Regions from separate parts of the Homo sapiens genome. Here region 2 is linked to region 1. A link is a loop called in an ENCODE intact Hi-C map of the cell type or tissue named here. Cell type or tissue: Caco-2. All regions are shown on one strand. Each heading gives the region's core, and the rest is flanking DNA. Links, peaks and the distances in the headings are about the cores only.

The links. Peaks named below come from ENCODE experiments on the same cell type or tissue, not always from the same donor. Only the 100,000 strongest peaks of a DNase experiment are listed, where the experiment ranks them.
Region 2: a loop joins it to region 1, with 16 times the contacts of the local background. A loop is called at or near these places in 3 of 110 quality-filtered maps.

What each region holds. Positions count from the first base shown.
Region 1 is chr3:73,494,805-73,510,591 of GRCh38, forward strand. All of the region lies in intron 3 of PDZRN3 (PDZ domain containing ring finger 3), which reads right to left. Among named protein-coding and RNA genes, the nearest start is that of PDZRN3-AS1, 120 kb to the right of the region's middle. RefSeq lists enhancers at 4,691-4,770, 7,863-7,932. In Caco-2, for the core only: a CTCF peak has its summit at 8,071 (motif pointing left); DNase peaks (open chromatin) are centred at 8,067 and 9,605.
Region 2 is chr3:73,185,046-73,200,832 of GRCh38, forward strand. The region is part of intron 2 of LOC107986098 (a long non-coding RNA gene); the gene reads left to right. Among named protein-coding and RNA genes, the nearest start is that of EBLN2, 130 kb to the left of the region's middle. RefSeq lists an enhancer at 7,033-7,327. In Caco-2, for the core only: a CTCF peak has its summit at 7,162; a DNase peak (open chromatin) is centred at 7,156.

The DNA.
Region 1 (15,787 bases), core at 4,583-12,582:
AGAATGAAAAACATGATTTCTGGTTCCTTAACTTTCCACAGTATAGAAGATATAGCTTACTTTTCCAACACCCAATCGAGAAAACATGTAACTTGAAGAGATAGTGTTACAAGGGAACAGAAAACCAAATAATGCATATTCTCACTTGTAAGTGGGAGCTAAACATTGGGTACTCGTGGACATAAACATGGCAACAGCAGACACTGGGGACTACTAGAGGGGGGACAGAGGAATGCAAATGCTGGAAAACTGCCTATGGGGTATTACTCACTATGTGGGTGACGGGATCAAGCATACCCCAAACCTCAGCATCACGCAATATGCCCATGTAACAATCACTTTACAAAATGTAACAATCACTTTACCCTGAAAAACAATCATTTTACAAAATCATTTATTGAAAAGCTTCTTTCGATAGCAAGATTCTTTCAGCAAGTGGTTTGCTTTTTAAAAGAATTTTTAATTATGGAAGTAAGAAACAAATATATTTTGCTTGTAAAAAAAAATTAGAACATGCTTAATATAGCTAAAATTCCTTTTGGTCATCTCCTCTTCCAAGGAGAAACCACTGACATCTACCTGGGGTATGCCCTCACAGATCTTTTCACTTACAGATTTATATTGATTCATGTATATGCATCTTCCCATAAATGCCATCAAACATCATGTATTATTTTGTAACTTTTTTTCCTCTGGACAGCATGTCTTAGAGACCTTTCTTATCCGTGCGCATATATTTGTCTTATTATTTTTAATTCTATACTTTATTTAATTATTCTGCTATTGATGGACACTTAGGATGTTTCTGATTGTCTTTTTCCCTATTACAAACAATGCTGCAATGAACATCGAGGCATAAGCCTCTTTACACACATAAGGCTAGAACTTCTCTAGGACTGATTTATGCTCACGTTTCCAGTGTTATAAAACACAAGGCAGACTTTTATGATATTGGCAATAGCAAAAATGCAGTGCCAAAGAAAGTTTATGTAAATGAAAGTTGTTTATTTTTCTCCACTTTTTAAGGATCAGATCACTCTTCTTGCTTTTCAAGAACTGCTATATCTTTAAGGAAGGTTGCCTAATTAAGATAGAAACCATAGCTGGTACTCAACATCGATTTTTTACTTGATCTAATTCCCTACCCTTCCCCCTATCCCCATCCCCCCTGCCAAGATTTTCAGCACCATATATCTGTTCTTAATTGATGTGTTAATTATAAGGATTATCTGTTCATCAAAGTACAGCCTGAAAGACTAAGTCTCAAGTCAAGATATGCACTTGAAAAAAAAAACTGCTCCATATTGATGGACTTCATTTATTTTTAAAGTGAAATGTATGATACATACAAAATAATGCACACACGGTATATACAGTACAAAGAATAAAAAATACCCTGTACCCATCATTTAACTTAAGAACATTTTCCAAGTTGTTGATGCCTATTGAGGGTTACAATCCAATTACCTCATTCTTTTTCTTCGGAGAGGTAAATATTCTGATTTTTATGTTTATCTTTCCTTTGATTCCTTATTAACACTTTATTATGGAAATTTTCAAATATATACGAACATAGAGAACTAACTTAATAAACTCTCATGTACCCAACACAATTTGAATGATTAATCAACATTTTGCCATTCTTGTTTCATATGTCAACTCGCCATTCTTTTTATTTCCTGGGTGTTTTTTTTAAAAGCAAATCCCAGAGACCATGTCATTTCACACAGAAATAATTTATAACGTATTTCTAAGTAAAGAGGACTTAAAAAAAAACAAAATTATAACTACAATGCTAATATCACATAACACAATTAGCAATTCTTTAATTTCATCTAACATCCATCCATATTCAAATTTCAACACACAAAAAGTCCTTTTATAGTTAGTAATAAAAAAGGTAAAAAAATTAAAAAGATACAAACCCAAGAAAACCCCACATTATTTAAAAAATATTTTACTTAAAGCTTTACCAGGTGGCCAATCCATCCCTCAAATTAGCAAACAATTGTAAGTTTTACTATGTAATCAATAGCTCGCTGACCATTACTAATTATATTCAAGGAAGCTAACTGAGGACACAGTTTCTTCCTCTCCCGTCCTGTATTTGGCCTTGTCTTCAGCAGAATCATTAACGTATGGGCACAGCAAATGGCAGGGTTTTGAGATTCGCACGTGTGCTGATGTGGTTAACAAATGAACTAAATTATATGGTGACTCTGATGTTAAAATGTGACTAATACACACTTTGGGCCTTATTTTCTATGCTTAAAAATAATTGGGTAAATACTACAGAGTATTTCGGTTTGGAGCTTGTTTATTTTGCTTTCTTTAAGACAGCATATGATTAATTTAAATGTGGCCATTCAGGAACATTTGCTTCCCTGTTCTGTCTGCTTTTTACACTCAGAACAGAAAAAAAAATGTACATTTGGAGAGCAGTAACACACATGCATTTTACAGGGAGACTTAGGTAAATGTGGAAACAGCTTCTGTGGGATTTTGGTCCTGCTTTTCTTGGTGTATTTATCAATAATGAAGAAAGCCATGAAAACTCATCTTTAAGCCAAATGATCAGATTTTTGTGAATTCAGCTACTTTAAAAAAATTTTTTTAACTTTTTTACTAATCAAAAGAGCTGGAATATCAGCTACTATTATAAAGCAAATGATTCATTATCACTGCTGATATTAGAGGTGCATCCTGATTTAAGAAAACTCAAAGTACAGAAAGGCTCAAGAATTAAAGGTGATTATTGCCATTGTAAAATTTTTTTTATTCTGGAAAATTCCAAACGTATATAAAAGTAGAGGACAGCGTCCTGAAACTCTACGTACCCATCACCCAGCTTAAACAGTTATCAACGTGTTAATCTTGTTTCAAATATACCTCAAATGGTTTTACAACAGGGACAGCACACAGCAACAGATTTGTCTCCATATATATCTAGGGATATAAGGGAGGAAAGAAAACTCATTTAGGGCCGGCACAGCGCCCCCCGTCCCCGCCCCCGCCAACAGCTCAGCGCAGTGATGGGGACGTAACAGGGGCACGACTCGAACCTCTGGGCCCACACCCACAAGAACCCCCCACCACTGCCCAAGGGAGAAGCACTTTAGGTATAGTATGCTGATAATTGAAGAGAGACCTGAAAGGGTGGTAGGGTCTGGGAAGATGCTGAGGTAACAACAGTTGAGCTTGCTGGTTCTAACTCCTTCCTCTCCTCTAGGCAGAGATCTGTTATATCTGAAGTTCCGCCAGAGAAGGTAAGGCCACAAATCCTGGTTATCTGCCTCTGTCATGTAGAGATACAAAAATCATCTTTCTCCCTCCCTCACTTTCCAGACATAGTAAGTCATCAATCCCTGTCACTCCACTTGAAAATACTTCCCAGACCCATCCCATTTTCTCCATCCTCCTGACTTGAGTTTCTATCTATCAAGTCCATCCACAGTGACTTTATGTGTATCCCGACTAACCTGAAAAGCTCCTGGCCTTCCCAGCTGGGATAAGTAGACATTCAGTGGTTAGTGTTGGGGGACAGTTGGTAGTATGTACCAAACTACCGCTGGCTCCAGTATCAAAAGAGAACACAGGACTCTAAGCACTGCTTTCACCAGAGTTAAACAACACCACCTAGGCATTTGAAAAATGGTCGAGTACTTTTTCCCTAACTGCAACATCAAAAACAATGAATTAATTGCTATTCCCTATAACCTAACGCTACCTTTTTGTGCTAGCAGGAGAAAGGGGGAGATGCTCCAAGCCCACAGTGATTCATAACTTTTTTTTTTTTTTGAGATGGAGTCTAGCTCTGTTGCCCAGGCTGGAGTGCAATGACACAATCTCGGCTCACTGCAACCTACGCCTCCTGGGTTCAAGCGATTCTCCTGCCCCAGCCTCCTGAGTAGCTGAGATTACAGGCACACGCCACCGCGCCTGGCTAATTTTTGTATATTTAGTAGAGACGGGGTTTCACATGTTGGTTAGGCTGGTTCTCGAACTCCTGACTTCGTGATCCACCTGCCTCAGCCTCCCAAAGTCCTGGGATTACAGGTGTGAGTCATCGTGCCTGGCCCGTATGTTAACTTTTTACAATACACACAGCATAGACCCAGATGCTGGCTGTGCGGGTCGCTGGTCAGGCTTGCTGCTTGTCTTCTGAGATACAAGCTGGGGTAGCAGGGTCCCAGCATAGGCAGAAACCAGGCTCTGTTCCTGCCTGAGAGACGAGGTTTAACCAGGAGATTCCCAGTGGCCGGTGACACCGCACGAAAGGGATAAACAACCACACGGCTGGTTCTTATGCTCCGTAATCACTCTGCTGAGTGTCCTGGATCCCTTACCACCTGCCAACAGCATGCCTCTTTCCTTGTCCCCTTCAGCAAATGCCAGGTGCCAGGCATTGCTCTGGGCACTGGTTACAAACATCAGTGAAGACCGGCGAGTCCTGATCTCATGGAGTTTTCATTTGTAATCCGTATAGTGTGATTAGGGAGCATCCATGACCAAATTATAAACCTACGAGGCCCAGGCTGGCCCCAGGTGACGCTGGTAACTCACATGGCCACACGCTGTGGTTTTCACACATGTAGGCTGAGCCATGAGCCGCTCCCCTCCCAGGCTCTCAGACCTGACTCACAGTCATCTCTGTCTCGAGTCCTTACACCAACTCACCACCTAAAACATATCTGAGGCATCTGCTACTATTCGTGTAAGGCTCCAGGGTGGATGCTCTAGATATTAACAACCACAAGTTCTGGATTTTCTGGAATGATCCTAATTCTGAAACTATTCTAGTCAATCGCTAGATAAGAAATCGATGAAATTTTAATATTGTGGCATCTAAATGACATCCTCTAAAATGCCCAAAGCCTGAGGTGGTGGTGGTGGTTGGGTCTTCTGTTAGATTACAAAAAGCAGTAAGGGGATCTGGGGAAGCTTCCCTGGCTCATACCTGGGTTTCCCACCTCCTAGTCGTATTTTCTTGGCAAGTTACATAATCTCTCCATGACATAACTTCCTTGCCTATAGTAAATGATGATAATGAAAGTACCTACCTCTACATTATTGTGATGATGAAATGAGTCAACATACAGAGCCTAGACCACAGCTGGCCACACAGAAAGCCTGGTGGATATTAGCTAATATTATTGTTGTGGTTGTTATTGCTATTTAGTGTTGAGGATTTCTTTCATTATTTGGAAAACCCCATCACCACAGGAATGGGGGTTACAAAGAAAGCCCTTGCTTTTTTTCCCCCACCTTCTAGACAGGGTCACACTATGTCACCCTGGATAGAATGCAATGGCGTGATCATGGCTAACCGCAGCCTTGATCTCATGGGTTCAAGTGATCCTCCGCCTCCCAAGTAGCTGGGACTACAGGCATATGCCACCACAGCTGGCTAATTTTTAAATTTTTTGTACAGACTGGGTCTCACTATATTGCCCAGGCTGGTATGGAACTCCTGGGCTCAAGCAATTCTCCAACCTCAGCCTCCTAAAGTGCTGGGATTATAGGCATGAGCCACTGTGCCTGGCTGTCCTTATTATTTATTATTATTTTTTTAATCTGTCACTAAGATTGAACTTGGCCTTTTAAAATGCTTTCTGATACTCCCCTCTCCAACCCCATTTCCACATGAGCTCTGCCACATTTCACTTTGGGCCCTGAATATTTCTGAGCTGAGTTGCCAGGACTGCTGAATGCTAATCACCATGGCTCCACTCTATATAAGTGTTGTTGCCAGAATAATCCTCTTAAAACACAGCCTTAACATGCTCTTTTCCTCCCAACAATGCCTTCTTGTTCTAGAGTGGATTAAGGGTAAAGCTCCTCATCTTTTTATGTTGGCATCTTACTAACCTAGCCTAGCCCACCTGCCAGTTCTCGCCTCCTCCCAAGCTGGGTCACCCCTTTAAACCACCTAAAAATTTATTCCAGGTCATTTCTACCTCTGTCCACCACACCAATGCCTTCTAAAGAAACCTCTTTTTCTCTCCAAAGCCTTCAATCTTAAGGCTTTCATTTCTTCACACAGCCTAACTGATCCACTGCTGCCTATGTGAATCTATCCACCAACTCTTCTGCTCATGTTGAGCTATATCATTTCTTTTTTTTTCTTACTTGGTGTTTTGCCTCCTACGTGCAAGTCTGGTCTCCCATGACAGACTCTAAAATTCTCAAGGGCAAGCATGGTGTCGTATATTCCTTGTTTTCCATCTTCTCTTCTCTTTCCCTACCAATGTCCGTGTAAGCAATTCAGAAATACTTGTAATTTTTGAAACTCTTTGCACAGCTTATCATTATAAACTCTTGCTAACATTTGGCCATAATTAATGAACCTGATTCGAGTCGCAAAATCCAAACACATAGCCACAGCTGTTGGGCTCTTAACAGCAGAACCAGTTTCCCCACTTGTTTTCCACCTTGGCTTAAAATCACATCCACTCCTCACCTGAGCTAGAGGCATCTCTCTGAGTCCTTTCCACTGTCAACTGGGACACGGGCTTTGGAGGTGATGCCCTCCATTCAGGATCTCATCTACTTTTAACATGTTCCTGGAGTTTGCTCATAGATTCTGTGGAATCTGTCTCTCCAACAGGGCACATCCATCCCATCTCCAGCTTCCCCCTTTCCCTATACAGGCCACTGTCATCACTCACCTTGACGACTGCAGACGACTCCTAACGATTCGACTGTCAGTCTTTCCCACTTCTAATCTAGCAATGGCTCATTCAACAAATACCTGCTGTGTGCCTACTATGTAAAAAGCATAAATAATAATGTTGGAAAGAAGTGGATGCAACGCGAGGCTCTCAGGGTGTCAAAGGAAAACCTCGTTAAACTTGGCTCTCTAGCTCCATATTTGGTGAGAATAAGGTGGGTGACATTGACATCCACATTCTAAAACAAGTCATTAGAAGGCCAGGTGTGGTGGCTCATACCTGTAATCCCAGCACTTTCAGAGGCTGAGGCGGGCAGATCACTTGAGGTCAGGAGTTCAAGAACAGCCTGGCCAACATGGTGAAACCCCATCTCTGCTAAAAATACAAAAAATTAGCCGGGTATGTTGGTACACACCTGTAATCCCAGCTACTCAGGAGGCTGAGGCAGGAGAATCGCTTGAACCTGGGAGGCGGAGATGCAGTGAGCTGAGATCGCATCACTGCACTCCAGCCTGGGTGACAGAACCAGATTCAGTATCAAAATAAATAAATGAAATGAAATAAAATAAAATAAAACAAGTCATTAGAAAATGAAGCTCCTTGAATTGCTGCTAGCTTGTAGACCAAATGCAACCGTTTTCTTAGAGCTGTGCTATTAAGCAAAGAGAAACAACAGTGGGCTAAGTGAGAAAAAAATAAGGCACTACTTACACATGTGCATCTTGATTTGGTTGCTCATGATGGAGAATCAAGTAAAGGGTCACAATGAAGAATCATGGCATGGAATCAGGTATAAAACCTTTTGTTTGGGGTAATAATTATGCATTCAGTCAAAACTATAACTTGGTTGCAGTCAAAATGATAGGTTTTTATTTTAAAAAGATTCCATTTCCATAATGGTGTTCTCTGGCATCTAAATAATTGCTTTCCTAAAAGATGGGAACTGTTAGGTGGAGCTGAGAAAAGATACTGAGTTCTCCATAAGTTAAGGCCACCAACAACTAAAATTATCTTCTCCAATATCCATTGATTCTATTTAACATTTATCTTTCTGAGTTTTCTTTTACTATAGCGGTTTCCCTTCAACTCCCTCCCTTGCCTTACCCATAAGGCTGCGTGGTCAGAATTCCTATTTTATGGTATGCTATGTTCTGAGACTGGCAGCTCATGAAACCAGGCAGCTGTAAGAAATGACAAATTTCAACAGTACAGCTATAGAGAAGGCAGCTCGGTCAAGGATGTTAAATGGTCAGATGGAAAGCAAATCCCCCAGAGGCCAGGTATTTCTAAAGATCAGCTGTGTGGCATCTTACAGAAAATCCTAGAGCCTGGTATCATTGAGACTGCAGCCCTCCTCTCTCAGTTGAAACGAATGATCAAGACGTGGTACCAGAGCACCACCTGCTGGCTCACAGGTGACAGTGTCTTACACAAAATACTTTCTACAAGATGGTCATTTTGATCTGTTAAGTAAGAATTTGCAAGAGACAGGTGTGAAAACACAGTTGTGGTTTTGCACTTCTGGGGCTGTGTATATGAATACTGTTGGTCAGAGAATATTATACTATCATGGATAGTAGTTTTGTTGTTTTGAATAAAACAATTTTATCTCAATGCTTTCTTGATTTTAACTTAAAAATTTTAACATTTTACTAACATAAAATGTCATGAAGTACTTTGGTAACCCAGTCCATTTAAAAGAAATTAAACTAGTTTTAGATACTAGTGTTTCCTTTATAAGCTAAACCTATACTTGTTTTAATGGTTCCCTCAAATTTTCTCTATTAGGTGCTACCTTTACAAGCAAATGTATAAGTGGTCCTTTATTTACTTGAAGATTCTGAGGTCATAAATCTGACGTAAGTTCCATTTACAAATGATGAGTGCGTTAAACATCTGGGAATGCATAACCAAAGTCTAGCATTACACATGAATATTTTTAAACCTCAAGGAAGTATGATTTCATTCTTTAAATACCAGGCTTCAAAAAAAGTATGATTTCTTCACTTTAAATCATTTCTTTATCCGTAAAGCTTTAATGAAAGTATTATTCCCATTGCTGTCTACTTGGCCTTATCCAATGAACAATAAAAAATTCTTCTTTTGCTTTGTTTGGTAGTTTTTGACTATAGAGGACATCATCTAATGCTTTTCCCTATGTACTTTGCAAGGTCTTAAATGACAATACAAGTACGTTTCCAAAAATGTAACACAGCATTTATTGTGTCTGAACTCAACTCTCTCAGTGCAACCATGAACGTGCCTTGAGAAACTTGGTAAAAGCTTTGAACTTTTTTGGGGCAGAAAGGTATCACAAACTGAAATTAAACCTAGAATTAAGGCTTTTATACAAAATGTATACAAAGATCAAGTTCTGCTCTCTGACACATAGGAAAGAAAGCAAGAGTGGGGAGGGGGAGAGCCTAAACAGATGTGTTTTTGTATCATGCAGTCGACTTCTGCATCTGAAACGTAACTCAGCGAAACAGAAACCCAGCCATGTGACTCCTTTTCTGTAGAGAATAGAGTTGAACACAGTATCCCGAAGTCACAGGGCATGTGCTAGACATTCACTTATTCATATTTCTGCCTTCTTTATAAACAGAAATTAATATTACACTGCTGTGTATGTGTGTCTGCTTTTCTTGAGTACTTTATTATTCTCTCCAGATGCCCACCTGATGTACCTCATTCTCACAATTAAAACAGTTATATGGTTAAACACACAGGAATAGACTTAGTTAGCATGTGGTGTAACAAATGAACTCACATAAAATTTACATGATTTAATTAGCTGATAATGGGTCATTAATTGAGGGACTGAAGAAAGGAAACATATTCTCTTGGACACATAAAGGCGCCATTCAGGAAGAATAGATTTGTTTTTACTCAGCCCTTCTCAGGAGAACCACCTGTGCAAATACGGGGCTCAAGTCAGATGACAAGCAGGGTTTTTATGGGACCAGGAAGATTTTCATCTCCATGACAACCTTCCTGGTTCCAAACAGAGAATGTTATTTTTCTGGACTCCTCATCTCAGCCACACCAGTGGACTCAATTCGGCCCTGACATGCATCTGAACACTCTTTCTTGGACAGCCATTATTAACCTGGGCTGCTTCTGACAAATCATTTGGTTGGTGATTACAGATCTGACATATTTTGTAATGACTCCATTTTCTGAGGGCTTCATTTTCAAGAAGTGAAATAATGCTGTGACTTAACACCTCCCTGCAACCACAAGCCACTTTCCCATCTCCAAAGTATACCACTTTTTATTAAGGAGGTCTTATACCCACATAAGTCACTAGCTTGTATATATAAAGATAACTGCGTTAGTATCATTTAAGTGCATGTATATGATCTAATTTTTCATTATATTAATTAACAACATAATTGATTGACCTGTGGGGAAATACACAAAAAGGCTTCCTGGGAAATTCTCTCCAAGTAAGTATGGAAAAAGCAAAACAACAATGTTTTCATATGAATGTGCTTGTGATAGGAAAAGGATAGTCTCTGTAGCAACTCCAGCAAGTGCCCTTGGCTCTTTGGAAATGATATTCTATCTAGTTTTTTATTTATAGCCAAATCCCGTTCCTAGTCTAAGATAGTGTGACACCCATGGGAGGTGGCTTGGAATTTGAGAGTATGAGATTACGAAGCTGAAGGCAAAGATTTTGCTTTTTAATTAAGAACTAAACTATACTTTTATACACGATGACATTTTATGTAACTGGTTACCCACGAATAATCATTTGGGAGCACTTCTGATATGAAATTACCCTCTGATTGAGCCCTTTGAGAAAACCCCAGTCCTTAAAGATAGACTTTGCTTCAGGATTCAAGGCACAGAATTAAAAGTCATAGAATTTAATTCACCCAACTATCTTTACTCCATCAAGATTTTTGTTATTGTTTTAGCAGAATCAGACTACAAATACACTGGGTAGAAATAATAATGCAAAAATACCTCTCCCAAACAAAAATTGCAAAACATCAATTGGTTATTCAAATTAAAAAAAACATTTTATTTAACAAACCAGTAGACCTATCAGAAAATCAGGATTTTTCAAATTGTCTACCTTGTGGATGATATTCTATTGAATTTGTCAAGCCTTCGAAGCTTGGAACCTTACAATACGAATTACTATTTGTTTAATATACATATTACTAAGTAACTTGTTTATTAAAGGTCATTTATTTTCATCATCAGAAACTTACTGGGTATCAGAAGAGCACACATATTCAAACTGCATCAGTTTATAGGTGATTTGATATGTCCTCTTGTTTTTTTAAAAAAAAACAGCACATAAAGTCAGTGTGAGGAAAAATAAGCTCTATTTAAAAATTTGAGGCAAAAAATAAAATTGCGCTGGATTAGAGACCCCCAACCGACTTTCCAACCAATCCCTCTGTAATAAGCACAGAGGAGGCACTCAACCATCTTTTGGATGGTCAAGTGAACTCATTTAAATATGACAAGTATCCCCCCTAAGACTCCCATGAATCAACACAGCCACAAACCATGGAACTCAGGTACGGGCAGGTAGAGAGCAGGTAGAAAAAAAATAAAGGAAATGGTGTCCACTGTGATCCCCTCCATCCATGTGAAACTCATTATCTCTGCACTGAGATAAAATACACAAGATATCCTCAGAACAATTTCAAGTCTGAATATCAACATAAGCAGAATAACAGGGTGCAGGTGGTACCTCAGGGCTGAGAGAGCACAGGCCCCAGGGCTGGTCAGGTTGATCTTGCAACGTCCGTTTCTGAAGTCGGGCCTGGGCAGGATAACAGTTTTCTGATCATATAATTAATGATTGGCATCTCCCAGTCTCAGGAAAAGGCAAACCATATTCAGGGAATAAATGTGTACAACAAAGATGAAAAGGTTGACATCTTTAATACAAATAAAGCTTTTCTACATCAATAAGAAAAAAGATAAACAGCCCAGCCCAGTAACAGGGAACATAAGCAACTGCACCAAAGAAGAAATACAATTGGCTAATGAAAAAGAAAATAAAATTCAATCCAACTAGATAACAATCAGCTACTCAAATAATCTAGTGCCACTTTTTACTCAACAACATGGCCAAAGTTGAAAATAACCCTGTATTATGGAAGGGGCAGGGAAAAGACTTACTCGAATATGATCTGTGGGAAAGCAATAGTCACAACTTTTCTGGAGAGATATCTAAAATGATGACACAAATATTCCAATTCTAGAAATTTTTCTTAAGGAAAACATAAGTTAATGGAAGGATTTACATATAATTATCTTCAGGCACGGTGGCTCATGCCTGTAACCCCAGTACTTAGGGAGGTTGACGCAGGAGGATGGCTTGAGCCCAGGTTGAGGATGCAATCAGCTATGACTGTGCCACTGTACTCCAGCAGCCCAGGTGACCATGTCTCAAAAAAAAAAAAAACAAAAAAACAAAAAAAACTTCAACCCAGCATTGTTTTTAATGGTAAAAATAACCATAGTAATAGGTGAGGTAAATTGCATCACAGCCAGCACAGGCATAGGTTGAATACTACATAGCCATTAAAAGCCCTGAGGCTGAAAAACTACCTAATGACAAAATATTGTTTGTGGAACACTGCAAAGTAAAAGTAGGCAACAATACACTCAGAAAATGATCTCTTTTTAAAAACATTTATGCACACATATAAGCATAGATTTCATTCTCATTTTTTTTTTTGAGACGAAGTCTCGCTCTTGTCCCCCAAGCTGGAGTGCAATGGTGAGATCTCAGTTCACAGCAACCTCTGCTTCCCGAGTTCAAGTGATTCTCCTCCCTCAGCCTCCCGAGTAGCTGGGATTACAGGCACCTGCCACCATATGCCTGGATAATTTTTGTATTTTTAGTAGAGATGGGGTTTCACCATGTTGGCCAGGCTGGTCTCAACTCCTGACCTCAGGTGATCCGCCCGCCTTGGCCTCCCAAAGTGCTGGGATTACAGGCGTGAGCCACCGTGCCCGGCCATTTCATTCTCATTTTCTACCACCCCCTCATGAAGCACACGTAAGGCATAGGTATTTTTCTGTATTGTGAGATGACAGGTTACTTCTCACTCTGAGCTTTCCAGTGCTTTTAGAAATGAAACTGTATCACTTCTGTAACTTGGAGAAGTTATGGAGTTTGACAATGTCAGGTCTAATTAGAATCAGCCATATGAGAAATCACTACTGGCAGCTGAACACTTGGCAAAGAAAAGATGTATTTAAATGAAGCCTTAGTGGAGATCTAAAACTGCATACTAAAGGAACTCTCAGGTATTGGCAATTGTAAGTCAGACTCGCTAACAAAAATTCTGAGATGCAGCTGGCCGGGCGCAGTGGCTCACGCCTGTAATCCCAGCACTTTGGGAGGACGAGGTGGGCGATCATTTGAGGCCAGGAGTTCCAGACCAGCCTGGCCAACATGGTAAAACCCCGTTTCTACTAAAAATACAAAAATTAGCCAGGCATGGTGGCACGTGCCTGTAAACCCAGCTACTTGGGAGGCTGAGGCACATGAGAATGGCTTGAACTCAGGAGGTGAAGGTTGCAATGAGCCGAGATTGTGCCATTGCACTCCAGCCTGGGTGACTGAGACGGTCTCAAAAAAAAAAGAGATGCAGCTATTACCAGCCCTGTTCCCACTCTTCACAATAGGCTTGGCTATCGACTAGAAATGTACTTCAAAAAACCTCTCTTCCCCGGCACATGCTGGACACCCTTGCTGAGCAGCAGCCACCACCATACAACCCCTCCCATAGTGTTGCCTTGAACAAGGAGCAAGGCCTCAGCAAAGTAATTTTCAAGGAAGACCTCCCTCCACCTTTGGTCCTCAGAGCTTCGTGCATAAACTCAGTCCTGCACTGTTCTTCAGAAATCTGGAAACAGCAGTGAAGACATAAAGGAAAACCCTGGGAGTGAAAGAAGAAAAGTCAACCGAAGTTTCTCCTTGCAGAATTCTGTCATCGTGATGGCCAATTTCACCTTGGAGCAATGCAACAGATGATGGTGCCTCCAACTGGGACCTGCCGTGCAGCTCCTCGGGCAGGAGACTATCAGTGACTTAAGGGACCACTAGGGGGCGATTTAGGAGTGAACAGTTTTCTATCCTTAAGAAAGATAAGCCAGGAAGCCTTAATTTCCAACCTTAAGTCACTGGAGGGTATTAGCTCCCAGGTAAATCCTGTTTTTAATTTTAACTATAAATGTAAACAGGGTCTTTCATTTTAACTTCTCCAGAAATGTAAACGTGGAGAACTTTCTGAAAGAGATATGTGAAAAGGCAGGGTATGGCACACAAAATTGATACATTGGAAAATAAATATTTTTTCTCTCCCCTGTCCACTTCCCTAGCCATAACCAAGGCCCTCTCATACAAAAACCAAAAAAGAAAAATAAACCTCTGGCAACAGAGCCCCTAGTGTCCCTTTGAGGTTCTATTTATATATTATGCCTATGGTTTATCCAGACAGGCCTAAAACGTCTCTGCAGCAGCAAAGACAATTTCCCCCACCCAGGCTCTCAGCATTTATCTGTAAGCCTCACGTGGCAATTAGTTACTTACTGTGTAGTGAGGGCTCTGGTGTTGGTGTTTAACTCTCCTAAGCTGCCTTAAATCCTTTGTGGAAGGAGGCAAGATATAAATAGTAGTTTTTAAAACACACAGGCTTACTCTGTTATTTCCATTTCTTATGTGTTTTGACTTTTCCTTTTTTACTTTCCAAGCCCCCCGTGAGGAAGTGACTTTGCCCTCATAATCACATTGGAAACCAGCCATCTGGAGATGGGATGGTCTCAGGGCAACACGCTCACTAAGCATCTACCATGCAACAGGCACAGGAAAGGGCGGACCCAGGAGGACGCAGACCCATGCGGTCTCAGCCCTTTAGGTGCAGAAATTGGACCTCTGTCTGTTTGTCCTGTAATTTCTCCAACATGTGGGCACTAGGCTGATCATTTCATCTCCCCTGGCTCAGTTTCCTCTTCTATAAAAACAAGGTCATTGAAAGAGATGGTGGCTCATGTCCCTTCTGGATCTCCCAGTGCTATGGCTCAAAGGGGCGTTCCCTCAGTACTCAACTAACGTACTGACAAACTAGGCTTTCAGTCTTGGAGGGCAAGAAGTATCTCTCACCTGAGATCCTGCAGGAAAGTCACAGCAAAATTTAATTTTAAATTGGAGATTCAGGCTTTTAGGCCTTTCCAAGGAAAACAGCCTCTTCTCTTACTGCCTAAGCAACTCCTAGCAGTAACTTTCAACTCTGATTGAATAATCAATTCTTGCCCAAAGACGCCTGAGTAAATACCAAACAGACAACTTCCTGCCTTGAATCCTGGCACGGGCGGGCGGCTCTTCTCTGTGACTTCCCTGAAAACCCACTGCAAATGTTTCCACCTGGGGAAATCAGGGGCTGAGGCCTCCAGCCACCCTTTCCTTGAAAGCAATCGTTGCAAATGTTTTGAAAACAACGGATTATCTTTAAAGAAGCAGTAACAACAGAAAGCCATTTGTTTCTTCTACCATGACTGATTCATCTGTCGTACACTGGAGGTTGGGGGTGGAGGAGGAGAGGCCCTCAAACAAATGTTTCCTATCAGTGGCAAGTATTTTGATAATCAGGAAAATACCAAATAGATTTGCAACCAGCTTGGTAAACTACTTAGCTTGAGGATTCAACAGGATCCCTACTGCACGCTTTCTGCCTCCTGTAGCTAACTCTGTCCATTTTTGTGTCACGTAATTCTTCAGCCAGAACTCAAGCACGACCGTAATAAATATAGTTCATGGGTATGTAAAACTAGTGCTCCTTATGTACAACCTTTTACGTCTGGTCTTGCCTGGAAACTGGTGGCTCCATTTCTAGATCTCTACCCGAGAAGAAACACTAGCACATATACACGCACAAGGAAAAAGGTCTATGAAGGCTCGCAGCACCATTGCTTGGAAAAGCAAAAAAGCTGCAGTCTAAATATCCAGTTATAGGGGAATAAATAAAGCATGTGCTCTATGCCAGTGAAGAGGCCTGAGTCAGAAGGAAATTTAAAAGACCACATAAGCACAAAATACAGAAGGAAAGAAAACATAACATTCATAGAGATCGACTCCT
Region 2 (15,787 bases), core at 4,008-12,007, 310 kb before region 1:
ACCACTGAAATTCCAAGTTACAATGTTAACTGAAAGTTAAGGATGGAGTTATTTTGCTGAAATTAAATTGCTGCTCACAATACAAGGGTGGCCCTGACTGCTTTGGTGCTAGTTGTTTTTCAGTTTGTTGTATCTAAACTCCATAAGCTGGAGGATAACTCACTTCTCTTAGTATGTCTCTCTACAAAAGCTACCAGAAAATTACAAAATGGTTGTTCCTAGGGCATGCAGCAGGTTTTGTTGGCTTTTACTTTGCACCAATATAATTTTTTTTGTTTGTTTTTTGTGACGAGGTCTTGCTCTGTCACCCAGGCTGGAGTGCAGTGGCACAATCTTGGCTCACTGCAAGCTCTGCCTCCCGGGTTCACGCCATTCTCCTGCCTCAGCCTCCTGAGTAGCTGGGACTACAGGCACCCACCACCACGCCCCGCTAATTTTGTTTTTGTATTTTTAGTAGAGACGGGGTTTCACTGTGTTAGCCAGGAGAGTCTTGATCTCCTGACCTCGTGATCCACCCGCCTCGGCCTCCCAAAGTGCTGGGATTACAGGCATGAGCCACCGTGCCCAGCCACCAATATAATTTTTAATCTAAAGTCTACCATTATTATTCTTCTCATTAACCCTCATTGATTGAAGCTATGTTCATTGGTGCCAATATGTTCATAAATGCAATTGCAAAGGAGGGAGGGCCCTATGGCCCTATGGTAATACTTAGTCCTTCAGATATTTTTTAAGCTATCATAGAAATTAAGGCAGGATATTTAAATAAAATGTAGAAGACTCATAGAAACTTTAGAATCTATCCCTGGAGTCCTGTGAGAGAAACACTGTTCTGGTGTTTGATGGAAAATAGGAGTAGCCCTAGTTTCTCCCCATGGTTGGTGATGGAAATGCAGAAAGCTTCCACTGTGGACAGAAGGTTTTGATAATGGACAACTACAGCTTTCTTCTTGGCTGTAATTTTTTCAGGTGCTTCAAAGATGAAGAAAGTTCTTTCTAATAAAATCTTTATCCCCAAGTGGTACACAGAAGGGGGTTCTTACGTATTCCAATCAACATGTTTTCCTTTCTCAGCTGTGGCTCTCTAGATGAACTTCCCTTGTAATAGGAAGGAAGATAACAACATGAGGTTTTTCTCTGCATGAGAAAGATTTGTTTAGTTTCCTCCTTTTTCCCCTGGCTGGGGAGGTGTATAAGCTTCTAAAGGCTGAGGAGTTTTTTCTGTACAGACCTGTGTTGCCAAGGGCTGTATTCCAAATTCCATGAGGACAATACAAACCTTATTCCTGTATCTAATAACACATTCAACTGACCATATCTAACACAAAATCTTGTGTTGCTTTTTATTTTGTTTACGTGTTAGCACCTTTTGCAAATCTAAAACAATTATGAAATCATTTAAAAACAATAAGGCTTAAATGCAAATACTCAAATGTTATTAAACTGTTAGCATCTTGCTGAATTATTTCCTTATGGTTAATTACTTCATTTCTTTATAGCCAGCCATGATGGATTGCCAGTTAGGGTTGTTTCCTACTTTGTAAGAAAATATAGTTACATGCTTTGAAACTGCTCAGGATACCCACAACAACTTTCAAAATAGTCTCATAGCAATTTTTTGTTGCTTTTTTTTTGGGGGGGGGGCCCTTCATTTTAATTTGGTTTTTATTTTTAAATAAATATTTAGCTACCATGATTTTGATGAAAAGCTCTTTACTGGCTTAATGAAGGATTTTTATGGATCTATATAACATCAGTGTCTTAATTACTACAAATGGATAATAAACCCTTTCTCATATATGAGAATGGGAAACACACAGAGTGAGCACCATTAGGAACAATTGGATTTTCACTTGATAATTCAGTTAAAAAAAAAAAAAGTAAATACTGCAAATAACAGCCCAAGGGGGAGTCTCTGCAGCTCCACCAGAAACCATAGAGCATAACTAATTCTTACAGAGATTTTCTCCGTGTTTTTCAGGCTGTGTCAAAAGCAAAATATACATTCATGCAGGGAATGAAATAGTTGTTCATTTGGTGGGTGCTAATTAATTTCTCTCTGTTCACTGGAGACATTTAATTCCTCATCATAAAAGGTTCTTGAATTTAGGAAGATACCCAGAGAGGAATATATGGCTCAAGGCAAGTAGCTACAGTATACCAGGAGTATTGAAGATTCTTAAGATGTGTGTATGGCTTTAGGGAATTCACTTGGTTTTAGAAACTCACTTCTTGCTCATTTATACTGGCCTATGTCTGATTAGCAAAAGGCCAATCAGAAAATAGTCTCGGAAAGATAGTGGTTTCACTACTTCACATAAGAAAATGAAGAGCTGTTTGGTAGATCTCGAATGAGTTACCGAAATATCTCACTCTTAATAATTTCCTAAGCAGAGATTTTCAAACTAGAACGTGCCAAAAACGTCCTGAAAATGAGGTAAAATGCAGATTTGGGGGCTTTGCTCTGTGATAGTGATTCAGCAGTTTTGGGTAGAGTCCAGGGATCTTTGATAACTACCACACACAAGGAAACACATTTTGAAAACACTGGTTTCTTTTGGTAGATTAAATGTTCCCCTTGGCATTGCCCCTCTTCTTTTTCTTTTATTGTTTTTCTACTATGTAAAAGTATTTAATTTTTCCCACCCCCTAATCAGGTGGGCCCAAATTTGAAATATTAAAGTCTGCTTATATGTAGAAGCATGTTTTTCCCTCTTCTTGGCCATCCAGTGTGTTCAGAGTCTTTATATTATAGTATCCCAGAGATCATTCTAGAAATGGAATGACAACTGTTTGCAAAACGTGACTCATACATTGAGTACCTAACTGTATCTCTACCTTTTTCATAGCTCTGGCTTGAATTGAGGTAGGGGGCCTAAAGACTCTAGGGCCTAGATTTGAAGAAAGATTGTGTTCCCAGCTCCAAAAACATAATTTGTAGGCTGCTTCTTGTAAGATTTGGGGCCTGTGTTTACAATGATATTTGATTAAAGATAAAGTTTAACGATTTATTTGGGACTTAGCATCTATTTCCAATAGCATAAAGCATTTCCTTTGCCCTGTACTTTGCTCCCCTCTGTACCCTACCCCCATTTAAAAATTCTCAATGTTCTATAGTGCCTCATTTATTTTCAAACAAGCTGATTGCAAAACCAGAACATTTTTTTTTCTACTTCAATTCCAGAATCTATGAAGTTGTCCTATTTTTCCCACCATATCTAACCCAAGGGGACCACTGATGTCATACATAATTCCTATATTGAACTTATGAGGTCAAAAATTAAGGTTTCCATTTTGATTCAAAAAGTAACGCAGTTTTAATTCTTAAAAGATTAAGAAAATACAAAGGAGAAAATGAACATTGCTCAGTTCTACTTCCCTCAGATAATTCAGTTAATATTTTGGCATAGTTGACTCTTAATCTTCCAAACTTAGATTTTATTCAAGAGCTTGCATTTTACAGCACTCCCTGTTAGAACGTTTTTGACAACATCTGATCTATATAGCCACACTTTGCCTTTCTTTTGGAGTACCTCTTAAGAGGAGAAAGAACTGTGGAGTTCTTAGAGATGCGTCCAAGGCCTTATAACAATTCTGTTGCTGACTCCTTTCCTACTTGGTTCTCTCTCCCCACCCTCTTGGAAGTTTTATGAGATCCAATTTGGGACTAGTATAATAAATCATCTCCTCACCCTCCTCTCTCTCCCTCTCTCTTCCCTCCCCCTTTTTTCTTCTCTTTCCTCCCCCTTCTCCTCTTTCCTCTTTTTCCTTCTCCCCCTCCTTCTTCCTCCTCCTCCCCCTCTCCCTCTCCTCTTCTTTTTCCTCCTCTTTCCTCCTCCTTCTCCTGCTTCTTCTCCCCCACCACATCTTTTCTCAGCTGGCCCTGTCTGGATGAAAGCAAACCTTCCCAAGGGACTCTCATCCATCCATACCCATGTGACACACTAGTGATGTGGATTTTTCTCTCTGTTGTGACTGCTGTAATTTGATATTTGCCATGCCAATAGCCACCACATGCTTTCTTTTAGTTAATGACATTTATTTGACATCCTCTGTCACATGAGTAATCTTTAACCTATGCAGTCCATCTGTCTTCTTTTGGTGGCAATTTTTGTTCAAATAATAGCAGTGGCGTATATCCACCACTTTTTGAACACTTCCAGCGTGCCAGGTGCTGGGGTGAATAAATATATTTACTCACATAATCCTTGCATCTCTTTTTGAGGTCAATGGGGGCATCATGATTTGACAAGTGAGACGCTGAGGCTCAGAGGGTTAAGGAATTTGCCTTAGTGTGGCGGAGCTGGGATTCCACCCCTGGTCGCCTGGATGCTAAAGTCAGTGAATTAACAAAATGTCCTCCCCAAAATTGAAGGAGCTTTAGAAAATGGCATTAAGATGTCTGCTGGTTGAGTGACCTCATAGAACAGAAGAGGTTTATTCTGCCAGGAGCGTCAGTGCAATGAAAAGACTCCCATGGAATCTCAAGAGGTCCAAGTTCTAATGCAGTTATTCTCAAGGTCCTACCAACCCAGTCTCTCATGCTCAAGGCATCCCAGACTTTAGGTCCATCCCGGAGGCTTTGTCTATGTTCAGTGATGCCTAGGGCTCTAGTTTGACATCTTGAACAAAGCTCTTGGAGGACTCAGACAGTGAAGAACTTCTTGTTACAACCACAAGAAGTCTTACTTAGGAACTGTTGTCTGACTGAGCCAGGAAGCAGACAAGACGGTGTAGGTTGTGGAAATACTCCATTTGTTTGGGGTGAGACTGGTCATGGGATGAGAGCTGGTGAAATGGGACCTGCTGTATTTCTTATATAGAAAGAGGATAAATCTTCAGGCAAAGGGAAGGTGGAAATCTGGCTTGGAGTCTGGGAAGCCCATCCTAGAAGAGAGTAGGTGGACACCCTAGTGTAATGGCATCCCAGTGTAAGCTCCACTAAGTGACCCTCGAAACCTGTCAGACCCTGGCCGGGCACGATGGCTCATGCCTGTAATCCCAGCACTTTGGGAGGCAGTGGAGGGGGTGGATCACGAGGTCAGGAGTTCAAGACCAGCCTGGCCAAGGTGGTGAAACCCCATCTCTACTAAAAAAATACGAAAAATTAGCTGGGCTTGGTGGTGGTTGCCTGTAATCCCAGCAATTCAGGAGGCTGAGGCAGGAGAATTGCTTGAACCCGGGAGGCGGAGGTTTCAGTGAGTTGAGATTGCGCCACTGCACTCTAGCCTGGGTGACAGAGCTAGACTCCGTCTCAAAAAACAAACAAACAAACAAACAAACAAACAAACAGAAAAACCTGTCAGACTCGAATTTTATTTTAGTCAAATTTAGGACAGAATTTCTTAAGGAAAATAAAATCAAGAATTTCAACTCTTGTTTTGGTTGTTTGGAGGCTGACGATGAAGGGGAATAAACAAGATGATTTTCCTCTTCAATAAAGATTTACCTGTAGGAGAGACCTCCTATATTTGACCCCTCCCTTCTTTATATGACAAAATTATTTTCAGGAACAATTATGAAATGAAACAAAGGATAGTAATGGACAAAAAGGACACTCAGTCTATATTTTCTTTTATCAACTTTATGTATGGTCATGCTATTAAAAAATAAATGTTACTGCACCAAAATGGAAAAAAAGTAGTGAACTAAAACTTGATTATATTAATGTGTTTTTTTAAATGGGGAGAATCTTTATACAGATATTCTATTGTAGTAATATAGTTTTTTTTTAAAGCTTCTGCCAGTCTGTCAATTACTTTAATAAAGTGGATCTTCACATATGCAGGTTTAGCAGATGGTAGCCAGTTTTGTCAAGCTATCCTTGCTCATGATTGGTCACACAACAGTTATTAATTTTAATTTTAAAACATTTCTTTCATACACAGCAACAGATATACAAATACTGGGGAAAGTCTTAAATATAAGGCTAAATTTGACAGTGATTCCTAAAAATAGTGTTTCACCGCACGTTCTAGAATTCACAACATTGCCCATATCTTTGTTTATTCAGGATGGATTTTAGGGGGTTTCAAACGTCTTTGCACTTGAAAAAATTTAAACATAAACACTCCAATTGATCACACTAAATGACACAATTGAATGAACTGGAATTCTGTTTGTTGGTTTTAGAACCACTGTGTTGTCTTTGTCTTTATTCTGGAGCTTCTGTGTAAACACAGAAATATGTTGTCCTCTGGGGATTGGAAATAGGAACTGTGACCACAGCAAGCTCAAACTATTTGGAATTTTTTTTTTTTTTTTTTTTTTTGAGACAGAGTCTTGCTGTTTCACCCAGCTGGAATGCAGTGGCGAGATCTTGGCTCATTACAACCTCCACTTCCTAGGTTCAAGCAATTCTCGTGCCTCAGCCTCACAAATAGCTGGAATACAGGTGTGCGCCACCATGCCTGGCTAATTTTTGTATATTTAGTAGAGACTGAGTCTCGCCATATTGGCCAGGCTGGTCTTGAACTCCTGAACTCAATTGATCTGCCCTCCTTGGCCTCCCAAAGTGTTGGGATTACAGCCATGAGCCACTGTACCCAGCCTGGGAACTTACTTTTGATACCAACACGAGCAGTTGAGTCCCTGTGTGTTCAGAGATGACTATAATACATTCTCAGAATTTACTTTCATGTAGAATATGATGTTTATTAAAGGATAAATTGGAAAGCCATGCTAATTTGAAGCTTACATATATGTATTATTGAAACTGAACAGAGTAACCACGATTATTTAGACTTGCACCAATGAAAGTTTTTTGTTGTTTTTGTTTTACGGATAATTTTTTCATTAACATTCTTTAGTTGCCAGTGTATGGTGATTATGAAAAGGAGACCAACTCCTAGGTACTGTAGTTTTATTGTCGTTTTTTATTTCCAGGATCATATACCCTGCCTGGCCCTCAGTAATCTCTATTGAAAGGATTGCTTTGGCTTCAGATGTTTTGAGCTATTTCTAGCCCATTTCAAGACTCTCTTTTCCCACCACTTTTCTCCAATGAGAGGTCCTCAAGAACAGAATCTGGGCCAGGGTTAGGATTCTTTGGAAATGCAGTCTTTTGGAGGATGTAGTCCAGTCTGAGTGTATGAGCCATTGCTCTACCCCCATGAAAATAGGAGCTCTAAGTCGCCCACCAGAGGGGGTGAATTTGTCTCAATCACTGTCATGCTCACTCCCAACCCCCAGGTGTCTCACTGTGGTCAGAATGCCCTATAACTCTAGTATAGAGCAAAGGTAAATTGTCGGTATCAAGATTGGATCTCTTTACCAAGGTGCTTAAATATACCAGCCCTCCCCCTTGCTACCTGAGGCAGAAATAGCGCCAACCCAGCTCTTCGAGCCATGCCAGCAAGTTGTTTCGGTCTTTGCTTTTTTTTTGTTTTTCATCAGCTGTACTTATCCCCCCTCCCCCAGTTGCGATTTTTTTCTAAAATGGCTGCTGAATGGCACCATGTATCAGGAGACAATCTTGATCAGCTAATCCCATTAGGAGATGGCCCCTTTGCTGGACAATCTCATCAGAAATTCCCCTGGAGGAAAAATTAGTATTAAATTTGGTTGAGGGAATCCTAATTACATACAAAGACAGCCCCTATAAAATATGTCCTTTGTGTGATAAGACCGAAAAGACCCAGGCATTCATCCTTATTTTGCTAGTGCTCACTTCTTAGAGATTTTATTTTTACCATAGAAACAATAAATACAGCAAGTGTCTTCCATTTTCAGTGTGGGATAGAATCCTTACTGAAATTAGGAGCATTGGGAGCCTCTGAGACTAATAAGTCTACAGAACATCTGGAAGAGGGGCAAATAAAATGTTTCTTGCAGGATTTTTAGGGAGAAACAAATGGGACTTGGGGAGTAGGAGGTAGGTGACTGCAAGTGCTTTGTTTCACATGAAAGATAAAACATGATTAGGCCAGGAGGTTCCCAAGGAACCCTGAATAATACAAACCAAAGCCTATTAGGCATCACGTACTTCATGTGTGAGGGGTTGTTTGCCAGTCCAGGGCCTATTTGCCTCTGATCCGTTCTTTGTTGCTCTACTACTGTGCTCAAGGAAGAGGGGATTGACCCTCGCAGGCTGTGTTTCTCAGGTTCTTTTATCACCTGTCTGGGTTGGGCCAATGGGATGCAGGGGTAGGAGGTTAGAGGCCAGGGGGCAGGAATAAACAAGGGAATCTTCCCCACTAGCCCTACCTTTCTGCCTTGGGCAGTGTTTCTGGCAGCAGCTCTGTCTCCATTGTATGCCTGAAGGCATGTGATGGTTCTAGCTTATGCTGGTGGCCCCAGGTCCCGGGCTTAGATAAAGCCACCCTGAGTTAGTTCATTTTGTGTTGCTGTAAAAGAACATCTGAGACTGGGTAATTTATAAAGAAAAGAGGTTTATTTGACTCACTGTTCTGCAGGCTGTACAAGAAGCACAGTGCTGGCATCTGCTTCTGGTGAGGGCCTCAGGAAGCTTCCGGTAATGGCAGGAGGTGAAGGGGGAGCTGGTGCATCACACGGTGAGAGGTGGGGCAAGAGAGGGGATATCCCAGGTTCTTTTCTAACAACCAGATCTCATGTGAATTTATTACTATGAGGAGGGCACCAAGCCATTCATGAGGGATCTGCCCCCATGACCCAAACACTTTTCACCAGGCCCCAACTCCAGCATTGGGAATCACATTTCAACAGGAGATTTGGAGATGGCAAACATTCAAACCATATCACACTTCTTCTATTTCTTTTTTAAAAATTTTTTCTTTTTTTTATTATTATACTTTAAGTTCTAGGGTACATATGCACAAGTGCAGGCTCGTTACAGAAGTATACATGTGCCATGCTGGCCCGCTGCACCCATCAACCCATCATTTACATTAGGTGTTTCTCCCAGTGCTATCCCTCCCCCATCCCCCCACCCCACGACAGGCCCCAGTGTGTGATGTTCCCCACCCTGTGACCAAGTGTTCTCATTGTTCAATTCCCACCTACGAGTGAGAACATGTGGTGTTTGGTTTTCTGTCCTTGCAATAGTTTGCTCAGAATGATGGTTTCCAGCTTCATCCATGTTCCTGCAAAGGACATGAACTCATCCTTTTTTATGGCTGCATAGTATTCCATAGCGTATATGTGCCACATTTTCTTAATCCAGTCTATCATTGATGGACATCTGGGTTGGTTCCAAGTCTTTGCTATTGTGAATAGTGCCGAAATAAACATACGTGTGCATGTGTCTTTATAGCAGCATGATTTATGATCCTTTGGGTATATACCCAGTAATGGGATTGCTGGGTCAAATGGTATTTCTAGCTCTAGATCCTTGAGGAATCACCACACTGTCTTTCACAGTGGTTGAACTAGTTTATACTCCCACCAACAGTGTCAAAATGTTCCTATTTCTCCACATCCTCTCCAGCATCTGTTGTTTCCTGACTTTTTAATGATCTTCATTCTAACTGGTGTAAGATGCTATCTCATTGTGGTTTTGATTTGCATGTCTCTGATGGCCAGTGATGATGAGCACTTTTTCACATGTCTGTTGGCTGCATAAATGTCTTCTTTTGAGAAGTGTCTGTTCATATCCTTTGCCCACCTTTTGATAGGGTTGTTTGTTTTTTTCTTGTAAATTTGTTTAAGTTATTTGTAGATTCTGGTTATTAGCCCTTTGTCAGATGGGTAGATTGCAGAAATTTTCTCCCATTCTGTAGGCTGCCTGTTCATTCTGATGGTAGTTTCTTTTGCCGTGCAGAAGCTCTTTAGTTTAATTAGATCCCATTTGTCTGTTTTGGCTTTTGTTGCCATTGCTGTTGGTGTTTTAGTCATGAAGTCCTTGCCCATGCCTATGTCCTGAATGGTATTGCCTAGGTTTTCTTCTAGGATTTTTATGGTTTTAGGTCTAATATTTAAGTTTCTACTCCATCTTGAATTAATTTTTTTTTTTTTTTTTTTTTTTTTTTTTTAGATAGGGTCTCGCTCTGTTGCCCAGGCTGGAGTGCAGTGGTATGATCTTGGCTCACTGCAACCTCTGCCTCCTGGGTCCCAGTGATTCTCCTGCCTCAGCCTCCCAGGTGGCTGGGACTATAGGTGCGTGCCACCATGCCTGGCTAATTTTGTATTTTTAGTAGAGGTGGGGTTTCACCATGTTGGCCAGGCTGGTCTCGAACTTCTGACCTCAGTTGATCCACCTGTCTCGGCCTTCCAAAGTGCTGGGATTACAGGCGTGAGCCACCATGCCAGGCTAGAAAATTAAAAAAAAATTTTTTAACTTTTATTTTAGATACAGAGGGTACGTGTGCTGATTCGTTACATGGGTATATTGTACTCAGGTCACAAGCATAGTACCAAAGAGGTAGTTTTTCAACCCACCCCTCTCTTTCTTCCTCCCCTCCAAGTAGTCCACAGTGTGGACTATTCCCATACAACTAGATTATTTATACTAACTTAGAATTAAGATGGTTGACAAAGAACTGTAGCTAACTTTCTTGGGATTTTAATTATTTTTTAACTTTTAAGTTCAGGGGTACAAGTGCAGGTTTGTGACATAGGTAAACTTGTATCATGGTGCTTGTTGTACAGATTATTTCCTCATTCAGGTATTAAGCCTAGTACCCATTGGTTATTTTTCTTGATTCTCTCCTTCCTCCCACTCCCCACCCTGTGAAAGGCACCAGTGTGTGTTGTTTCCCTCTGTGTGTCCATGCGTTGTCATTGTTTAGCTCCCACCTGTTTCTTTTTCTTTTTTCTTTTTTTTTTGAGACAGAGTCTCACTCTGTCGCCCAGGCTGCAGTGCAGTGGTGTCATCTCGGCTCACTGCAAGCTCTGCCTCCCGGGTTCATGCCATTCTCCTGCCTCAGCCTCCTGAGTAGCTGGGACTATAGGTGCCTGCCACCACGCCTGGCAAGTTTTTTGTGTTTTTAGTAGAGACAGGGTTTCTCCATGTTAGCCAGGATGGTCTTGATCTCCTGACCTCGTGATCTGCCTGCCTTGGCCTCCAAAAGTGCTGGGATTACAGGCATGAGCCACCGCGCCTGGCCCCCCACCTGTTTCTTTAACCTCTAGGCTGTGATGGCGTCCTGCTGTTGCTCATCTCTGGACTGCCTCAGTGGCCCCTGGTGGCCTCTTAACTCTTTCTCCATTGGGTGGCCAATTCCCTGCTTTAAATTTCCTGTTTCAAATATAGAGAAGTTTCTGGTTTTCAGGTAGGATCATGAAGGACACACCCCAGTGAGAACCATACATGAGGCTGCTGTTCAGTTTATTCTTCACTTCTAGGAATGTCTATTCCTCTTCTTCTCATCCTCCTCCTTGGATTCCAGCAAGGACCAGACCTAAATTATTCCAGACTTATGTCTCTGCTCCTCTGTGTGCTATTGATAACAAATATTGTTCATGTTTATAAGGTTAATTGATCGGATGGATTTAGGGGGCTTAGTAAATAAACCGGATACTACAGCTGCAGACTTGGGAGTAGGTAGAAAGCCTGGAAGCCCCCTGGGAATAGGGATGCTCCTGCTACCCCCCACATGGCTGACTCTAACCTCATCTTCCAGCATGGTGACCCCCAAAACTCAGAGTCCCAGCAGAGAGAATCCTAGAGGCTGAGCTTGAGTCACATGGCTCCTCTGTCTGTACCAGTGGACATGGATATGGGAAGAAGGAGCTTTGTGATTCGGATTCCATAATGGGCATGAGTCTCTGTAATAACCATCCCACTAAGACTGCACACGAAGAGGTGATTCCCTGGAGGGAATCAGGCCACTGTTGGGAAGGGGACATGGAAGCTGAGCAGCCACCAGGGGACAAGTACTCACCACATGCTCCATGAAAGATGGCTCCTTGTTAATTATTATTCTGGTCTCTCTGGGTAGGGTCTGAGAGTAACTGCTGTTTATTGACACTTGGCTAAGAGCATCATCTCATTTAAGTTGGTTTATAGATGAACTGACTCATCTGTGGCCCAAGGAGCTGCAATACAAAAGTTCACACAGCTGGAAAAGTAGCACAGCTGGGTTTTATTTTTATTTTTTATTTTTACTTTTGAGATGGAGTCTCACTCTGTCACCCAGGCTGGAGTGCAGTGGTGGAATCTCGGCTCACTGCAACCTCCACCTCCTGGGCTCAAGACAGCTGAGTTTTAATTCAGGTGGGTCGGACCCCAAGGCCTGGGATAGCAACCACTGTGCCATTATGAAGCTGAGGGCTAACCCGATGAAGCTGCCAAAAGAAACCTGCCTTGCTTGCTTTTAATTGCCCACCTCTAGTTGATCTTGAAACCTGTATAGTTAAACATCACGTCGCTAAGCAATCCACTAGCTCCTTAGAGAGAACATCTCTGACAGATAGGTCACCATGGTAACAGCTGCTTAAAGTTGTTTTTTAGGAACTAGGGGACAGCTCTTACCCAGTTCAAACTGGTTGAAACCACAGTCCTTCAACTAGGCCCTGCACAGTTGGCTGCGAGGTGATTTTTTGGCATCAGAAAGCTGAAAACTCCTCCCTAAGATCATGCTAATGCCGCTGTTTTCTGAACATGTGTTCTATGAAGATCCATGAATCTCGACTACCTTGTGCAGGTCACCCAGTATCTCACTCTTTCTTATGCCCAATCATCTTTCCCCACACCTTGGCCTGCCTTGAGCCTCTATCTCATAAATATCCCTAAAACTCCATCTTCAGGGAGGCAGATTTGACACCTGTTTTCCCACGTCCTTTCTTGGCTGCCTCATGAATCAACTCTTTCTTTTTTGTAAAACCTGTTGTCAGCCGGGCATGGTGGCTCATGCCTGTAATATCAGCACTTTGGTAGGTCGAGGTGGGCGGATCACGAGGTCAAGAGATTGAGACCATTCTGGCCAACACGGTGAAACCCTGTCTCTACTAAAAATACAAAAATTAGCTGGGTGTGGTGGCACGTGCCTGCAGTCCCAGCTACTTGGGAGGCTGAGGCAGGAGAATCACTTGAACCCGGGAGGCAGAGGTTGCAGTGAGCCAAGATTGCGCCACTGCACTCCAGCCTGGCGACAGAGCAAGACTCCATCTCAAACAACAATAACAACGACAAAAAACCCAACCTGTTGTCATAGTGGCTGGCTTGCTACATGCAGCAGAAGGAACCTGGTTCAATATCAACAAAACCTGCTTCCAGAGGAGCTGGTTATGGTCACTGCTCACCCTCCCCAGATATCCCATTTCACAAGGTTCTGGGAGAGTCACTTGCTCAAGGGTGCACATGGCTGGAAAGTGTTGGGAGCTGTATCCTAGTCTTCGTAGATCCAATGACTCTCCATCATTCTATCATTCCCCAGGGTGTTTTCCTGAGAACTCCAGTCATGTGAGACATTCTGCAAAGAAGAGGCAAACAAAAATACCTGTGGTTGCATCTACCTGGAGAAAGCTACAGGAGATTATCTCCCTCCAGGGACTCACAGCATATAGTGTATTAGAGGATCCGAAAAGCCTTAAGATAATAAACCCTGTTGAGCTTTGTTTAACTCAGAATTTACTAACCTAATTGGACCTTGGAAAACACAATACTCATTAACATCTCTTCCAATGAACATCATTTAGGAAAATTTTACTGTACCAACATTTTCCTACTAGGTAAACTGATGAAGATGTTCATAACCAGAGATGATCTGTCCATGGGCTGTGGCTGCTTTGAGGCATGGGGGAAAATAAACTGGTAATTTGGGCGTGCTGTGCCACAATGGTGGGGGGTGGTCTAGGTCATGCCCTTTTGGTGCTAGTTCAGAATTTCCAGCTCCTCTTTAGACCTGCCTGCATTGCAAGATATAGCTTATGTTTTCCGAGTGACTTTCTCTTTCCTTTCTTCCTCAAATACACAGGCACGCTAACTTGGTGTGCCATCTTCTAAAAATGTTAAAATGCGTTAAAATAGATTTTGGGACTGTTATAACACCAGTCAAGGTAACTAGGGGTGTCTTAAGTATTTCAAAACTACCTTTGGGGTCAGTACTGCTTTCAGTGCTTAGTTAACAGATTATCGTATTCTGGAGTTAGAGGCAAACTAGTGATGTCATCTAGTCTTTTCCCCACAGAAAGGCGTAGAAAAGCGTATTCTCTAATTTGATTGAAGCATTCCCAATTAAAAAAGCAATCACACCTCAAATCTTTTATACCTGACCTCGTTTTAGATATAACATGGCAATCTTTCTAAATGGGATTTTCTAGCTTGCACATGTGTGGATATGTGTGCTAATGGTGGCAGTGGTTGTCATTTAGTGATATCCTCATTACAGCATTAAAGAATAAGGTCTCTGCGGAATTACAGTGACTGTATTTGAACTGTTAGCCATCTTCCCATGATACATTGCAGCTTGCATCTTTTGGCTATAAAGCTGCAATGCTATACATCTAGAAAGAGACAGGGAAATTACAAATTAGGCATATTGTACTATTATCTGCAGATTTCATGGTAAATTCTGTACATAAAAATTTCCCTGCAACGGTTCTATGTATAAGAATTTGTACATACTCCATATAGATCTTTCAAAATGAAGACCGATGAAAAATGGTTTGGCCAAGCAATAAATACATAATGAAACATCACCTTTGATCTTTCCTGCTTTCTATGAGGTCAAAGTTGGGATAGGTTATAAATCATGATTTATGCCCTTAAGTCTCTGATATTTTTTAAAGCAGCTTCCCCCCCACCATTGGTTTGATTTTGAGTTGTTTAATTATTCATCAACCTGCAATACTTCCATTTCTTCAATATTGGGCATATTTGTTTAATTTTGGATGCAATTTGATTTTCAAGATTTAGCTTTGTTTTTCAACCTCAATGCATTATCTTTGTTTTTAATCTATTGCATTATAGTCACATTAATGTGGAGACTTAGTTGTGGCAAATAGAAACCTAAAATATTTCATATACACATACATACATATATACATTATGTATGTGTGTGTGTATTTATGTCATCAACTGCTATCCAAACAATAGTTTTTTAATAGAATTTTCACCTTTTTTCCCCCGATACCTCCTTTTCTATTTTTCTTCAAAACCCAACTGCTAAATGCTCCCAGGAGCTGTGGCGACTTGGAAACATGAGATGTTTCACACGCAATTATAATGATTTTAACAATGCTGCTTGACTTGATGGTGTCGGCATTGATGAGAAAGAACTTTCAACAGTGGCATTTCTTCATAAGATAATTGGTTAATAGAAAAAACCTGATCTGGCTTTGCACTTCCTGAGTGGCAACCTGGTCTTCTCAAGCAAGAGAGACAGCAGCAAATTCCTTATTATCTTAGTGGTTGGTCTTAAATTTTAGGGTTGATGGATGGATGAGACTCTGTAACACACATAGTCCTGAAACTCCGTGCTATTTGATGTTAAAATACATCAATCAACTTTTAAGCATAACTTGATGCTATAATTGGATACTGGCAAAAGCTTATTTCATACATTACTTCTGTTAATTTGTTTTTATGCCCCAGTTAAAGTTCCATGCCACTTAGTACTTCATGGGAAAGAAAGAGTTGGCATCATACTTAAAAAACCCCTGGGGTGCCTCACACACTGGGTAAAATGGCTCCTCCCTCCCCTGCATTGTCTTCATACCTTGAGAGTTAGTTCTCTTAACTATGAAATTGTTGAAACAGCACAGAATATTGTAGCTAAACCAGCGTCACTTCATTAAGCATCCTTAGCAAGGGCTGAATGTGGCCATGTGGCCACTCTAGTGAATATAGTCCCAGCACTAAAAAACATTTATTGCCACCATTAAAAAAAAAGAACTTTTAAAATGAGTTTGAAAGAAAGCCATTACC